Linked DNA regions of Homo sapiens: region 1 is linked to region 2. A link is an interaction called in ENCODE POLR2A ChIA-PET data of the cell type or tissue named here. Cell type or tissue: Panc1. All regions are shown on one strand. Links, peaks and the distances in the headings refer to the core of each region. The heading gives the core; the rest is flanking DNA.

Evidence for each region. Peaks named below come from ENCODE experiments on the same cell type or tissue, not always from the same donor. Only the 100,000 strongest peaks of a DNase experiment are listed, where the experiment ranks them.
Region 1: POLR2A ChIA-PET joins it to region 2 with 9 read pairs; 3 of 35 experiments call an interaction of 5 or more read pairs at or near these places.

Annotation. Positions count from the first base shown.
Region 1 is chr6:38,260,668-38,268,547 of GRCh38, forward strand. The region is part of intron 8 of BTBD9 (BTB domain containing 9); the gene reads right to left. Among named protein-coding and RNA genes, the nearest start is that of BTBD9-AS1, 220 kb to the right of the region's middle. In Panc1, for the core only: no CTCF peak of the experiment used is centred there; DNase peaks (open chromatin) are centred at 1,524 and 1,963; H3K4me3 peaks cover 708 bases; H3K27ac peaks cover 1,625 bases.
Region 2 is chr6:37,916,544-37,924,423 of GRCh38, forward strand. The region is part of intron 1 of ZFAND3 (zinc finger AN1-type containing 3); the gene reads left to right. Among named protein-coding and RNA genes, the nearest start is that of ZFAND3, 100 kb to the left of the region's middle. In Panc1, for the core only: no CTCF peak of the experiment used is centred there; a DNase peak (open chromatin) is centred at 4,328.

The sequences.
Region 1 (7,880 bases), core at 1,248-6,247, 340 kb after region 2:
CCAATTTGTTTCAAGGCAAATTATTATCTTAAAATGAAGGTAATCTGAAATTCCAGTAACTTTTAAAACATATACACACAGTGCATATGGTTTGTAACTTGCTACTTTTGCTTAATGGTCTATTATGAATATCTTTTTGTAACATCAAATATTCTTCTACATCATATGTACTGACTTCATAGTATTTCACTGTATGGATGTCTCATACTTTATTTAATCAATCTATTATTATCTGACACTTAAGTAGTTAATATTTCACTGTTATGAAAATTCTTTTTTTTTTCTTTGGAAACAGGGTTTTGCTTTGTTGCCCAGGCTGCAGAATGCAGTGGCACAATCATAGCTCACTGCAGCCTCAATTTCCTGGACTCAAGTGATCCTCCTGCCTCAGCTTCCTGAGTAGCTAGGACTACAGGTGCACACCACCACGCCCAGCTGATATTTTTTTTTTTTTAATTTTGTTGCCTAGGCTAGTCTCCAACTCCTGGCCTTAAGCAATCCCTCCACCTCAGCTTCTCAAAGTGTTGGGATTAAAAGCATGAGCCACTGAGTCCAGCGTATTATGAAAATTTTGTGATAGACATTCTTAAGCTAAATCTATGATTATTGTCTTTGAATGATTCTGTAAGTGAAACTCCTGGAACAGGGCATATAACATCTTGAGGCTTTGATGTATATCATAAAATAGCTGTATACTTCTATTCCCCCCAACCCCAAGCAAAAATCTATACCAATTTATATTAACACTACCAGCACTGCATAACAAATGCCTGTTTCTGTGCATCATCACCAATATTATATATTATGTTTAAAAATACTGCTAATTTGATAGCTGAAATATCTTATTAATCTGCAATTTTTAACTTATTGAGCTTGAACATTTTACCCATTTTCTACTTATATGTATCTTTTTGTTAATGACTTACAAAATGTCCTCTATATTTAAAGGATATTAATCCACTGCCTATCATAGTTTGCATGCTGAAGGTATTAATTTTTATTAGCCTAGTCTATCGATCTTTACCTCACTAATTTATTCTGGCCTAAATTCTTTTTTTCTGAACAGCAGCCAAGTGCTCATACTGGTTGAGACATCCTCTCTCTAGTCCTCTATTAAGAGTCCCCAGGGACTGGAGATGTGGGGTCATGGTGACTCCTGAGTGGAAAAGGGACACTGACGGATCTCAGGTCATCGAGCCTAGGGCTCAGACTCAACCTACATGTTGAAGTTTTAAAGAGGACTTCTAACTCATGCCTAGGATGCACATTTGCTTGGAATTTAGGCTTAGCCAGGAATTAAACCCCTTTGTTGATTTGACTGAAAAAAGCAACTGCAGCTGAAGAATACTAAAGGAAAAACTGATTCAACCTCTGCTTTTCCATTGAGAGGAATTTTGCTCTACCAATTCCCTTCACTTCTTTGGCTGCCTGCAAAGTGTATTCTTATGTCTTTGTGCCTGCAACAACAGAGAGCTATTTCTGACTTGTAAACTAGCTGGGAATGTTTGCATGGTGAGCTCATCCAGGACAGACACTCTCTATGACCTTAACTGAAATGAGCTCCTTAAACATACACAGCACACTTCCACCCATAGATCAGAAGCCATTTTCAAAAGGGGCTGAATAAAGGAAGTTGCTGGCCAAGATTTATTGATGCAGATCAGGTCGGTGTTTAGCTGTTGCCACAAACCTCTCTAACTAATGAGCACAGCATGAAATGCCTGGTGATATTATATATGTTGTCTCCTCCATCTTCCCTTATTCTCATTGTGCAGTTTCCCTAAAAGCAGTGAAGTGCTGGGCTTTTTTTTTTTTTTAATTGATTAGCAGATGTGATTTTGCTTACATCTTCCATAAATGCTCTGGCTGGCTGCATACCATTGATTACCAGGGGTTCAGTTTACAGCAACTAATTGCTCTCCTTGCTGGTATTTTGATACAAAATTCAATAGCGAATATGTTTTCAAAACTCTTTTCTTTGTGGCTTGAGTCAGAAGTGACTCAATGCAAACCCAGTGGACTGAGGTTTCCAGTCTTTAAAATAGTTGCTCTCTCATCAGTCTGTGAAGAAAGTTTCCAAATTGTAGCATTTTAATTGGAAAGTCTACATTATGCATGCGATGACAAACTATGTTGTGCTGAATGGCACTTTTTTCATCCTTTTCTTAAGGGATTAATACTGTGCCAGATTGTGAACAATGGCTGAAGTATAACAGTTGAGGTCAACAGCTTCTCCACTGAATTGGTGCCTTTTAGACCAGAAGCAAGGGCCTGTTTTGCCTGTTTCTAACTGTCCATCATTTGTGGGAAATTCCACTGGAAGGCCTGGGACCATAATGCCACTGTTGCTAAATTTTCTCATTTGGGTGAAAACCAACTAAAGGAAGATCAGCAACCAGGATATTAGTGACAGTGCAATAACTTATGATCAAATCCATTCCTAATCTTTCAGTTAAAGTGAAAGATACTCCTGATCTCAAAAATGTATACAGTATATTCTTTGGTAAAGATCCTTTAAGTTCTTCAGAAATAATTGTCTTCCATTCAACAATTCAAAAAATATTTACTGAATAACTACTCAGTAACATTAGGCAAGTCACTTTACTTATACTTTGGTTTCATCCTTTGTGACATTAAATGTCGAGATTTGATGGCTTCTCAGCACTCTTCCAGTTCTAACATTTAATATTCTGTTATAGCATATGCAGAGGTTTTTTTGGTATGTCTGTACATTACACAGTAACTCCTGTCTTTGACAACTCTTTCCAGCACAACCTCAAGGTGGACATGGGAGATTCCTGAGCTCAGTTTATCCTCTGGACTTGGAAGCTGCCCAATCCATGCTGGGCTAATCAGATTTCCTTTCTCAAAAATTTAGAATTATGTGAGATTCCAGCCTAACGTGCCCTGTTCACTTAAAATGAGATGATGAAAATACAGGCATTCTGGGGTGAGTCTCTTTGATCACAGGCATACAGAAGCAAAGAAAGATACCTGCAGTGAGAAGCAGAGACCACAGGCTGTGCAGTCCAGGGAGGGCTACCTGGGGTCCCGACAGATTCCAATGTCTGGTTTCAAAACCTACTAGGGCCCTCCGAGTTTCTCCTCTAGTATTCCGTGAGAAATCTTCTAATCACTTAAATAAAGTTACCATTTGCGGCTTAACCTATCTTTACTTGGTTTCTGTTACTTGGAACTAAAAGGGCCAAAGATAAGCTCCTGGTGGAGTGCACTGGACAGAAAAGGTACGCAATAAGAGTAGATGTTATGGCAGTGAGGATAGCAATGATACCGTGATGGCTACAGGACCAGAGAGACAACGAGGTAAAGAGCAGGGGTGGTGGGAAACCTCCCTTATGATGGCAATCTTTTCGTTCAATTATGAAAGAGGATTCTATGTAGAAACGGAGAGCGGTAAGACTGTGGTGTACGGTGGCAAGGCAAAACAGGCTTTGGAGTGGGCTCAGTGGCATCAGTGGAGCTGCAGGGAGAGAGCCTTGCAAAGATGGAACAATCAGTGTAGTTTATAACTCTCCTCAGCGGTGGCACTGGGGAAGCAGGGCCAACAGTGACAAGGAGGATACAGGCCAGGGTCAGAGAACGAAGGGCCAGGAAAAGTAATGACCACCTGTAGGCTTCTGAGGAGGTAAGTGGGATCAGAGATGGTAGACTAATGTTCAGAACAGAGAGAGACTGGAGGTCATGATGCAAAGAACAGATGCGGCAGCTGTAAAGGTGAGGGAGAGAGGTAAGGAGTTGTGGTGACAAAGGGAAACTTCAGCACTTTCACCTAATTCGGAAAAGTCCAGTTCCTGCTCCTCTGGATGAGAAGCAGAAAGACAAACAACACATTAGGGTCCCTATTCTAATCTCTGCTACTGAGGGGCAGGAGGGAGCCTGTAACAGCTTCCAGAAGGAATTAATACAGCTTCAGAGAAACAACTCTGCCGGTGAGAAAGAGGGACTTTCCCAAAGATGAGAGGGCTCCTTATCGTCAGCTGTCACAGGGTTCGATGACGTGGCTTCACCCTCAGGTGGGGAGCAAGGTCCAGCTGAGAAGAGCTGCTGGAGGACGCTGAGTCCAAAATGAGATTCTCAGCGGGAGCCTAGAGCCCAGTAACCATGTTTTCTTAAAAGTGTGTGAAGTAGACCAGGCGGCTGCCCTGCAGATTCCAGACATGAGAACCCCTGAGGTGTTGCCACTGCAGAGGCCTGCCTCTGAATGGGCCACGACCTTTCAGGGCAAAGGGAACACCAGTCTCCTAATAGCAGGAGGAGGGAAAAACTGGCTGCTCATCAGATGGAATGGATTCTGGGGAAATGCATTAGTCAAAGGACATCAGAGAGTCTACCTACTGTCTCATAATGTTTAATCTCTCATATCTGGGACGTGGAGGGTGATTTCTCTAAAAGGGGAAGAAACGATGGCACTGATTAACAATATTCTCTTGCAGGTAGCCAGAGAAAAGGCAAGCAGAAGCTCTCGGGTGTGTGGCATATGTAGTTTCTGTGTTTAGTCAACTGAAGTCCAGGATTACAAAAATGTGAGGAGGTGGCAAGTATACATTTTGGCTCCACTGTGTAGGCTGGCTCATTGAGAAAGGGGGATATTTAAGGAGGGATTTTCTTTCTCATGAAATCTTATATTTGATATAGTATAATTATTTATTTATTTATTTAAAGCCCACATACCATGAGAAATATAGTATAATCTAGGTATGTTATCTGAAAGTGGAAAAATATCAATGGAGAATATGCCTGGAGGATATAACTGTGGAAAGCTGGATGGGGCAAAACTTTCCAAAACTTGGAGACAATACAAAACTACCAATCTTTTTTTTTTTTTTTTTTTAAGACAGGGTCTCAATCTGTTGCCCAGGCTGGAGTTCAGTGGCGTAATCTTGGCTTACTGCAACCTCTGCTCACTGCAACCTCCACCTCCCGGGCTCAAGTGATCCTCCCACCTCAGCCTCCCAAGTAGCTGAGACTACAGGCACTCGCCACCAGGCCTGGCTAATTTTTTGTATTTTTTTGTAGAGAAGGTGATTTGCCATGTTGCCCAGATAGGTCTCAAACTCCTGGGCTCAAGCGACCTGCCTGCCTCAGCCTCCCACAGTGCTGGGCTTACAGGCGTGAGCTACCACACCTGGCTAAAACAACCAACTTTTAACAGCTAACTAAGACCATCTTTTCACTTCTTAGAAAGATTAAGTTTTTAACTTCAAGTTTTAGGTGATAACATAAAAGCTAACACCACATTACCAAATACATGGCTGCAGCTGCAATATTCATTAGATACTGAGTGTGGAATGAATGGTGAACAATTAATCATAGTCCCACCTCACATTCACACAGTCCTCACTAGTTTCAAAATGTTTTTGCATACATTATCACATTTGGAAAAAAAACAATTTATAATCAGCACATTTCCTGCTTTCAACGCAAATCTATTTTCCTAAGTTTCCTGGTTAATTTTCTTACATGGGCTAAACACTGCCCAAGCAATCTTTTACAGATTATTTAATCACTTGACAAACTCTTTTTTTTCTTTTAACAAATAAATTTTGCCCCAGGCTTATGATCTAGACTTCATACTACACAGTCCAATTTAATGAAAATTCTCAGCCAGGCACGGTGGCTCACACCTGTAATCCCAGCACTTTAGGAGGCTGAGGTGGGTGGATCACCCGAGGTCAGGAGTTCAAGACCAGCCTGGGCAACATGGGGAAACCCCATCTCTATTAAAAATACAAAAATTAGCCGGGCGTGGCAGCGTGCACCTGTAATCCCAGTTACTCAGGAGGCTGAGGCAGGAGAATCACTTGGACCCGAGAGAAGGGGGTTGCAGGGAGCCGAGATTGTGCCATTGCATTCCAGCCTGGGCGACAAGAGCAAAACTCAGTCTCAACAAGAAAGAAAGGAAAGAAAGGAAAGAAAGGAAAGAAAGAAAGAAAGAAAGAAAGAAAGAAAGAAAGAAAGAAAGAAAGAAAGAAAGAAAGAAAGAAAGAAAGAAGAAAAAGAAAATTATCTCATTTTATGCTTTCAATGTGGAAATATGATAAAAATTTGTCCAGGCCAAACAGCCCTTGAGAAGAAAAGCATTCTTATATTTTGGAAAGTGACTCTAATACAGCCCCTTCCTTAAGCAAAATGTTGGCATCAAAAATATTGGGAACCCCTCAAATGGTCTTATGATATTTTAAAAGGTGAAGTCACAATATGTTACAGACCTTTTGGGCAGTGACACACTAGGCAGGTATGCAGCTTTTACGGATCTTCCCCCGTGTTTAAATTTGGCATCACCAATTCCCCTCTCCAGCAAGGCCATCTGCCTTGATCCCAGCAGCTTCCTCCTCTTGATGAATATATACAATCAGTGAGATCAGCCTGATTTGGTTCACCGGCAGGATCAGAAAAGGATGTGTGAGAGGCAGAAATGCCGAGGTCCTGCCCAGACGATAGGGCTTAGCTCCCAGGCATCAGGTCCAGCTGGCTTTTAGCTTCATTTGCTAGGAAGGCTATTACGGGCTGTTGTGAATGTAAAAGGCCAGAATCAGTTTCTTCTGTTAATAGCTGAAGGCAATATGCATTTGTGTGAGCTTTTCTGTTCTCTGTCCTCAATTCTATGAAATTATTAGGAGGGCGATAAGAACAGACAGACACATTAAAGAGCTCAAAATGTACTAATCTACAGCTGAGTGTTAAGAATTCTTGGATTTTTACTTAACATTTATGACTCCTGTGAAACAAAAGGCCCCAGTGTGGGCCTTCATCCAACAGGTAGGGGAGTAGAGTCACCTTGGCTCCAGGTTCCCTGCATAACACCATCCAGTGGCCCCTCCCTTCAGCTTTTTGGACCAAGTCCATTCAGGAGAGCCCACTGGATCATGCTTCTACAGTGCAGGGACCACGCATGGCTAATGACCTTGGTATTTCCCAGCACAATGCCTTACACATCATAAGCTCTACTAAGTTAAACCGAAGGAGAGGGGTCGGGCACGGTGGCTCACGCCTGTAATCCCAGCACTTTGAGAGGCCAAGGTGGGTGGATCACGAGGTCAGGAGATCGAAACCATCTCTGCCTAACATGGTGAAACCCCGTCTCTACTAAAAATACAAAAAATTAGCTGGGCGAGGTGGCAGGCGCCTGTAGTCCCAGCTACTCGGGAGGCTGAGGGAGGAGAATGGTGTGAACCCAGGAAGCAGAGCTTGCAGTGAGCCGAGATCGCACCACTGCACTCCAGCCTGGGTGACAGAGCGAGACTCCGTCTCAAAAAACAAAACAAAACAAAACAAAAACCGAAGGAGAAATGAGGAGCAGAAGAGGCGAATTATGATGGAAAGAGGTGAGGCAACTATAGATACATCACTCCTCTCAAAAAACCTGGGTCACTTATTCCTGTACAATATCTTCAGTGTTCTATAGAATGAATTATGTTTCAATGCAAAAACAACCTCCCCCAGCCAGTACTTCACCCCTAGCCCCAACACCATTTTGGAGAGTCTCACATAAGTGATAATTTATGAAAAATATCCATTCTGACTGCTATTTCATCCACTGAGCTTATTCTCCTGCCCATCCGCTGAACACATGCTAATAGGTGCCCACACGCACAGCCTACAATGCACCAAGAAGCAGCGCCAAAGAGAAATTTAATAAGTGCCATGGCTCCTCCCTGTTCCCTTGGATCAAGTTTTCAGAAGAATCCGTATCTGTGGGAGAACTCACAATTTAGCTACATGCAGATCTTTGTATTCTCTTGACCTGGTGATAAAGGGAAAGAACAGAAGGGCAAAACAGGTGGGAAGGCTCAACTCTGAATATTACAGTCAGGAGGATGTTCCAGCAGGGATGAACGACCGGCAAAACTCTTCCTGTT
Region 2 (7,880 bases), core at 1,337-6,336:
CAGCTACTCAGGAGGCTGAGGCAGGAGAATTGCTTGAACCCTGGAGGCAGAGGTTGCAGTGAGCTGAGATTGCGCCACTGTACTCTAGCCTGGTGACAGAGCAAGACTCTGTCTCGAAAAAAGAAAAAAGTAAGGTATGCCATGTATAATTACAGTGGTCTCCCTTTATCCATGTTTTCACATTTCGCAGTTTCTGGTACCTGCAGTCAACCATGTTGTGAAAGTATTAAATGGAAAGCTCCTGAAATAAACATAAGTTTTAAGTTGCACACCATTCTGAATAGCATCATGACATCTCATGCTGTTCTGCTCTGTCCTGCCCTGGTGGCGAATCATCCCCTTCTCCAGTATAACCACACTATGTATACACTACCTGCCTGTTAGTAGCTGTCCTGGTGATCAGGTAGACTGTCATGGTATCTGTCATGGTATCTCAGTGCTTGTGTTTAAGTAATCCTATTTTACTTAATAATGGCCCCAAAGCACAAACATAGTGATGCTGACATAGTGTTAAAATTGTTCTGTTAATTATTGTTGTTAATCTTTTACTGTGTCGGATTTATAAATTTGGAAATCTGTTTGTATAGGAAGAACACAGTATATATAGAGTTCAGTACTATCCATGATTTCAGGCTTCTGCTGGGAGTCTTGAAATGTATCCCTCAAGGATAATGGGGGACTACTGTATATCATTGTGTGATCATAGATTTATAGAATGTTAGCGGTCATTGGTCTCAGTAGCTCACTTTATTTTAATGGGTGACAAAACCCAATTGCGACGTCCCACCTTCAAGCTAAGCCCTTTCTTCCCAAGTCATTGCTCTTAACACTACCCCTGTAGCAACTGTTTTTACCCTGAAGACAGAATTATAAAGTTTACAACAGTGGGAGGAAATATGTGTTGGACATTAGAAATTTATGATTACAAAGGCAATGAAATATGATACACAAAAAGCAATAGAATCTCTGGTGATTGTAGAACAGGAATACTTTAAGTCTTTTTGAGGCAGAGATAGAAAAGATGTACTCTTGAGTTCCCTTCTGTTTTTTTGCTGGGGGTTATAACCAGATAATTTTCTCTTGCAAACTCTGGTCAATCTTGTATTTTGTGATGAATAATTAAAATAGGAAATGAATATTTTGAACTTTGAGCTTCACTTGTCAGTGAGCATTGGACTGGGAATAAGGAAAGCAGTTTATTTTCTGCTGTCACCTTTCAACCATTCCTTATCTAGTTTCGTCGTAGGTGTGGTATCCTGACTCTTTCACAAACTCCCTGAGAATGGCCTAGTAGATTGATGTAAGGTATAAAATGTTTGGAATTTGAACAAATGAAAGATGTTGAAGTACAAATGACATTTAAAAAATATGTCAGTGACATTATGTATACATTAAAATTTTTCTTATATGTGCATATTGCTAGATATTGCTTTCTCCTCCTCCATATTTTGTAGATGTTCTGTCGGTATTTTTATCTTACCTGAATGACATGAACAGAAATGTTGCATCGTGTAGAAGTCTTTTTTTGTTTTGTTTTGTTTTTGTTTTTTTGATATGGAGTCTCGCTCTGTTGCCCAGGCTGGAGTGCAGTGGTGTGATCTCGGCTCACTGCAAGCTCTGCCTCACGGGTTCACGTCATTCTCTTGCCTCAGCCTCGCAAGTAGCTGGGACTACAGGCACCCACCACCACGCTGGCTAATTTTTTGTATTTTTAGTAGAGATGGGGTTTCACCATATTAGCCAGGATGGTCTCGATCTCCTGACCTTGTGATCCACCTGCCTCAGCCTCCCAAAGTGCGAGGATTACAGGCGTGAGCCACTGCGCCTGGCCTGTGTAGATGTCTTTTCCTGGATATCCTCCAGCTTCTAGAAGTACCTTGTGCTTTTCTTTCTCAGCCATACAGCTTCCTTGCTAGCCTGTTTAACCTTGTAGTTTGAACCCTTGTAACTCTATTATCTCCCAGGTTTATGTCTCATTTTCTGACAAGGAAAGATCTAATAATAATACTTTAGGTTACTTTTCATCTTTCATTAAAATTATCATGCCTTTGATTTAATTTACCATAAATATGGATAAATCAGAGCCTCTCTCTGTAAGCCTGAATTATCTTAATGAGAGTGGATGAGTGGATGAAGCAAAAATATTTGGCACTTGGGTAGGACAGGTGAATATTTAATTATTTTGACACACTTTGGGAAAAAGTACTCTGAGCTCCATAAATGTTGTTGTTCTCCCAACCCCACCTATTTTCAAAAGCAACATTGTTAGCCAGAAGAAAAATAAGGTCAGATAATACCTTATTGTTATCTCTCTTAAATTTGTCATTCTCAGTTTAATTCTCAGATACTTGCTCTTGTACTAGATGGTTGGGAAGTTTTCTGTGTGTTTTCAAAACATGAAAAATGCCTTTTTTTTTTTTTTTTTTTTGAGACGGAGTCTCGCTCTGTTGCCCAGGCTGGAGTGCAGTGGCGCAATCTTGGCTCACTGCAACCTCCGACTCTCTGGTTCAGGTGATTCTCCTGCCTCAGCCTCCCGAGTAGCTGGGATTACAGGCATGCGCTACCACGCCCAGCTAATTTTTGTATTTTTAGTAGAGACGGGGTTTCACCATGTTGGCCAGGGTGGTCTGAATCTCCTCACCTCATGATCTGCCTTGGCCTCCCAAAGTGCTGGGATTACAGGCGTGAGCCACCGCGCCGGGCTGAGAGATCTTATATATATGTTCACCCATTTTGTCCTGATGGTAACTGCACATGCATATTTAAAGGTCATGGATTATATAAAATTATATGTAATTTGTATATGCTCGTAATATAAATTTTAAAATGTTACTTTTCCTAGTTATGAACAGATTTAAATTCTCCATGTCTGCACAGACATCAGACTTCAATATTTACCAAATTATTATTTAATATTTACCAAGCCGTTTTAAAAGTTATTGACCATGGTTTTTCAGAGAATATCACATTCATTTTTTTTTTTAGCCTCCAAGTTGTTTGAGATAAAGCACTTTAAAATCTGTAAATGTTGCAGTCACTGGAAAATTTATCCCAAGCCACAAGAATTCATTCATGTAACATTAGGAGAGTTGTCATCATCTTGACGTCATTTATGATCTTCCTCACATTTCAAGGCTGTTACTGCATTGCTTTCTAGAAGATCTTCAGAGGCCTTCTTCAATGGCAGCTACTATTTGTAATCACTCTCCAGAAATAAGTATTAAATCTGTGTTTAAAACCGAATCCTCCCCTTTTTATAAAACTAGTTTGTTGTTGTAACCATGACAAAGTATCCAATATTAGAGTTGGCTTGACATCCTTCCATACCTCAGTGTCCCTGACTAGTGATGAGAACTTCACTGTCTCAGCCATTTCACAGACTAACTGGAGAGATGCCTCTGGGACTGGGACTCTACATTCCTCTTTTGAAATCCCAAACACCATTCCTTTCCCTGGGCATGACTGCATACTTGGATTTCTCTTTCTCACTTCCAGGTTTTTTTTGAAGCTTTTTTTTTTTTTTTTTTTTTGGCCCTTGTTAGTATTTAGTATAAAATAATTGGTGTCTGCCTCAAAAGTAAGGATTTAATTGTAAAGCAATTCCTTCTTTCTGAAAGATAACTTTAGGGAAGAAAACCTTATCTTATGTTTGGGGATATATAGTGGGACAGTTGCAATCATTGTATATATTGGGTGTGTTAGAGTTGATAGCCTCATTAAGTTTCTCTTATGTGGAAAAATTATTTGGCATTTTAATTCACTTCATTGTTTTTTTTTTTCTCCTTTTCTACAGGGGCTTTCATTCATATATTTTAATTTTTCTTGTTCTTCTTTTGACTAGTTTATTGATGGCCATGCCTCATCTTGTCTGTAATTGTTAGATGGTGCTGGACTAAACTTTCAGTAATATATACAGGGCCACAGATGATAATGGGACTAGTTTTACATCTATACACTATAACTTTTAGTGCAAGTACTTGAAACACACAAAAATCGAGGCATTTTGCTCTGCTGTCCTTGAATTTGGGCATAAAATGCTAAAACCACTGCTAATTACAGTAACCCACTTGGAATCTAAATTGTTACATTAAAATTAGTTTTTAAAGTGAGCAGGATCCATATTGCTACATTATAGAAACTAATACCCTTATTAACAGCTCCATCTTCTCCATTGTAATATTTCCTTAAAAAGAAAATTTGCAGACATGGTCTGAATGATTTAGAGTGATGTGTAACAGTTTGGACAGGCTGGTTGCACCCCTGAAAGCCTCCTTTGTCATTGCCAGCTAGGATGTCATCTGTTTGAACTGGTCTTTTTCGTGTTTGCCTAGGGTGAGTAGAGAGTGGTGATTTAGTAGAGCTGTTGGCTGCTTCCTGGCTGCTGTAGGAAGTTAGTTTTTCTGGCTATATGTGTATGAGGCGGGAAGCAGATTGTTAGGAGTCTTTAATATTCTAATTTTACCTCTGAGAAAACTGGGATGACTTAGAGTGTAGTAGGTATTGTGGTTTGTTTTTCCCTTCCTTTCCTTTACCACCCCACTCCTCGCCGCCTTCTCCTTCTCTTTGTCCTCTTACCCATCCCTCCCCTTTCCTCCTTTGTCTGGATTATTAGAAGAGGTTGAATTCAGAAATGTGACTAATTTTTACAGATTGTGTTTTTACAGACTAGTTTTTAGAAATGTGACAGTTTTTACAGATTGACTCCCTTCACTGAAGAAGGAACTTTCTTTGTAGTCTAGATTTTTTTAGTTTTATGATACATGTCTAGTGTAGAGAAGTTCAGGGACCATAGGACTGGAAGAGCTTGGTATACTTACGTGCTGGTACTGTTTTTTTTTATACTTTTCTCTATTTTTCTTGTGCCCTAGGTTTTTCCTTCCAGTTGGGTTAAAAAAAAAAAGTTGTTGAGGAACATTGATATGGTGAAAGAGTTGTTTTTTATTTCCATATTTATATTAAAATAGTTTTTTGCATGTGTATGTTTCTCTGAGTGGGGAGAGATAGTAGTCTTGTGTATGTGTCAGGAAAATATTATAAGATGTTTCCAGAATTCCCAGAAATTAGGACTGTTACTAGAATTCCCCAAGATGAATTAGCATGAAGGCTAATTTGTCATTAAAACATTGATATCCTTCAAAATTGAAAAAAAAATTTAGAAGAAACATTTAACAACATAATCATTTCTGCCATCAAGTAAAAATTAAAAAGTACAACAGTGTTGGCCAGGTGCAGTGGCTCATACCTGTAATCGCAGCACTTTGGGTGGCTGAGGCAGGTAGATTGCTTGAGCTCACTAGTCAGAGACCTGCCTGGGCAACATGGCAAAACCCCATCTCTGCAAAAAAAAAAAAAAAACAAACCCACACAAAAATTAGCTGAGTGTGGTGGCATGTACCTGTAGTCCCAGTTACTTTGGAGGCTAAGGTGGGAGGATGGCTTGTGCCCAGGAGGCGGAGGTCACAGTGAGCCGAGATCACACCACTGCACTCCAGCCTGGGCAATAGAGCCAGGCCTTGTCTCATAAATGAAATATAAAATATAAAATAAAATAAAATAAAACGTTGTTGGCAAAGATGTATTCAAAATAGTATGTAGAACTTACCTGGAAGGTAATTTTGCAATATTTACCAAAATATACTTTTTCATCTAGTAAGGTCTCCTTCTCAGAATCAGTCTTAAAGCCATTCAAATACAGATTTATGATTAAAGATTTAAGTCCAAAAATGCTCATTATAGCAATATTTATAATAGGAAAAATTGGGGAAAAACAATTATACATCCAACAGTAGTAAGAGTGTGACTACATTATAGTATTAGTATGTAATGGATTGTCACAGAGCAACACACATGTTTTTGAAGAATATTTAAGGCGTGATAAATATTAAATGTAAATGTAAATTGAAAAAATGATATCTGTAGATTTTCATTATGCATTTCTTTATGAAATTTTTGTATATACACAAAAGAAAATAGTCATGCATTGCTTCATGACGGGGACATATTCTGAGAAATGTGCTGTTAGTCGGTTTCATTGTGGAAACAAATGTTGAACATCATAGAGTGTCCTTACACAAACCTAGGTGGTATAGCCTACTCCACACCTACACTATATGGTATAGCCTGTTGCTCCTAGGCTACAAACCTGTAGAACATGTTACTATATTGAATACTGTAGGCAGTTGTATTTGTGTATCTAAACATAGAAAAGGTGTGGTAAAAATGTGGCATGAAAGATAAAAAAGTGTACACCTGTCCCAGGCACTTACCATGAATGGAGCTTACAAGACTGGAAATTGCTCTGGGTGAGTCAGTGAATGAGTAGTGAGTGAATGTGAGGGTCCTAGGACATTATGTTACTGTGGATGTTATAAGCACTGTACACTTAGGCTACACTAAGTTTATTTTTAAAATTTTCTTTAATAATAAATTAGCTTTAGCTTACTATAGCTTTTTTACCTTATAAACTTTAAAAAAATTTTAAACTGATGACTCTTTTGTAATCACACTTAGCTTAAAACACAAACACATTGTATAGTTACACAGAAATATTTTCATTATATCCTTATTCTATAAGTTTTCTTTATTGATTGATTGACAGAGTCTCACTCTGTTGCCTAGGCTGGACTCAAAAGTCCTGGGCTTAAGTGATCCTTCCTTCTCAGCATCCTGAGTAGCTGGGACTACAGGTGCATGCCACCAGGCCTGGCACCTTTATTTAAAAAATATTTTATTTTTTGCTTTTAAAGCTTTTTTGTTAGGCCCCAGCACACAGACATGCACACAATTATCCTAGGCCTGCACAGAGTCAGGAGCATCACTGTCTTCTGCTTCCACATCTTTTCCCACTGGAAGGTCTTCAGGGGTAGTAATTGGTATGGAGCTGTCATCTCCATGATAACAATGCCTTCTTCTGGATACCTCCTGAAAGAGCTGCCTAAGGCTGCTTTACAGTTAACAACTACTTCTTCCTCTTCTTTTTTTAGTAAGTAGAAGAATTACAGTCTAAAATAATGATATAAAGTATAGTAAATACACAAACCAATCACATAGATGTTTATCATTTTTTATCAAGTATTATGTACTATACATAACTGTATGTGCTAGACTTTTATATGACTGACAGCACAGTTGGTTTGTTTACTGTGTTGCTCTAACACTACAGCTATGATGCCATTAGGTGACAGGAAGTTTTTGGCTGCATAATAATCTTATGGGACTTCTGTTGTGTATGTGAACTGTCATTGATGAAAGTATCATTATGCAGTGCATGACTATATGTAATGTGTATATATGGTATGAAGCATAATAAAATGAACACCTGTGAACATACCATACAACAACCAATACTGTAAATATAATAAATTCTGAATTATAGATATCTATCTAAAAAAGTATTTCTTATTTTGGGGAATTATAAATGAGTTTTAGTTTTTACTTTTTGTTTTTTTTTCTACATTCTGTTCAAGGGGTATGTATTTTCAAAACCAGAACATACTATTAAACATTATTAGAAAAAGAAAAAAATTTAAGCAGATTTCTCACTCCGTGTCATTAGAAAGAAACTTTTAAAAGTGTCTGCCACCTGTTATATTCTGAGTGACAGATCATGGCCAGATACATAGGATGACGTTATCTACCAGCCATAGGTAATGCATTGTGACAGAGCTCCAGAAAGATGACAGGCTGACAGCCACAGGAATTGTGGAGAACCTGTCTTCTAGCTGGTGTTTGACCTCTACAAAATACATTTCAAATATCTACTTAAGTGCTTTTTTTTTTTTTTTTTTAATGGTTCAGGCCTTCAAAAGAGATTTTATTTCTTCATTTAACAAGCATTTATTGGGTACCTGTTAAATACCAACCAAGAGTGACCAAAGGAG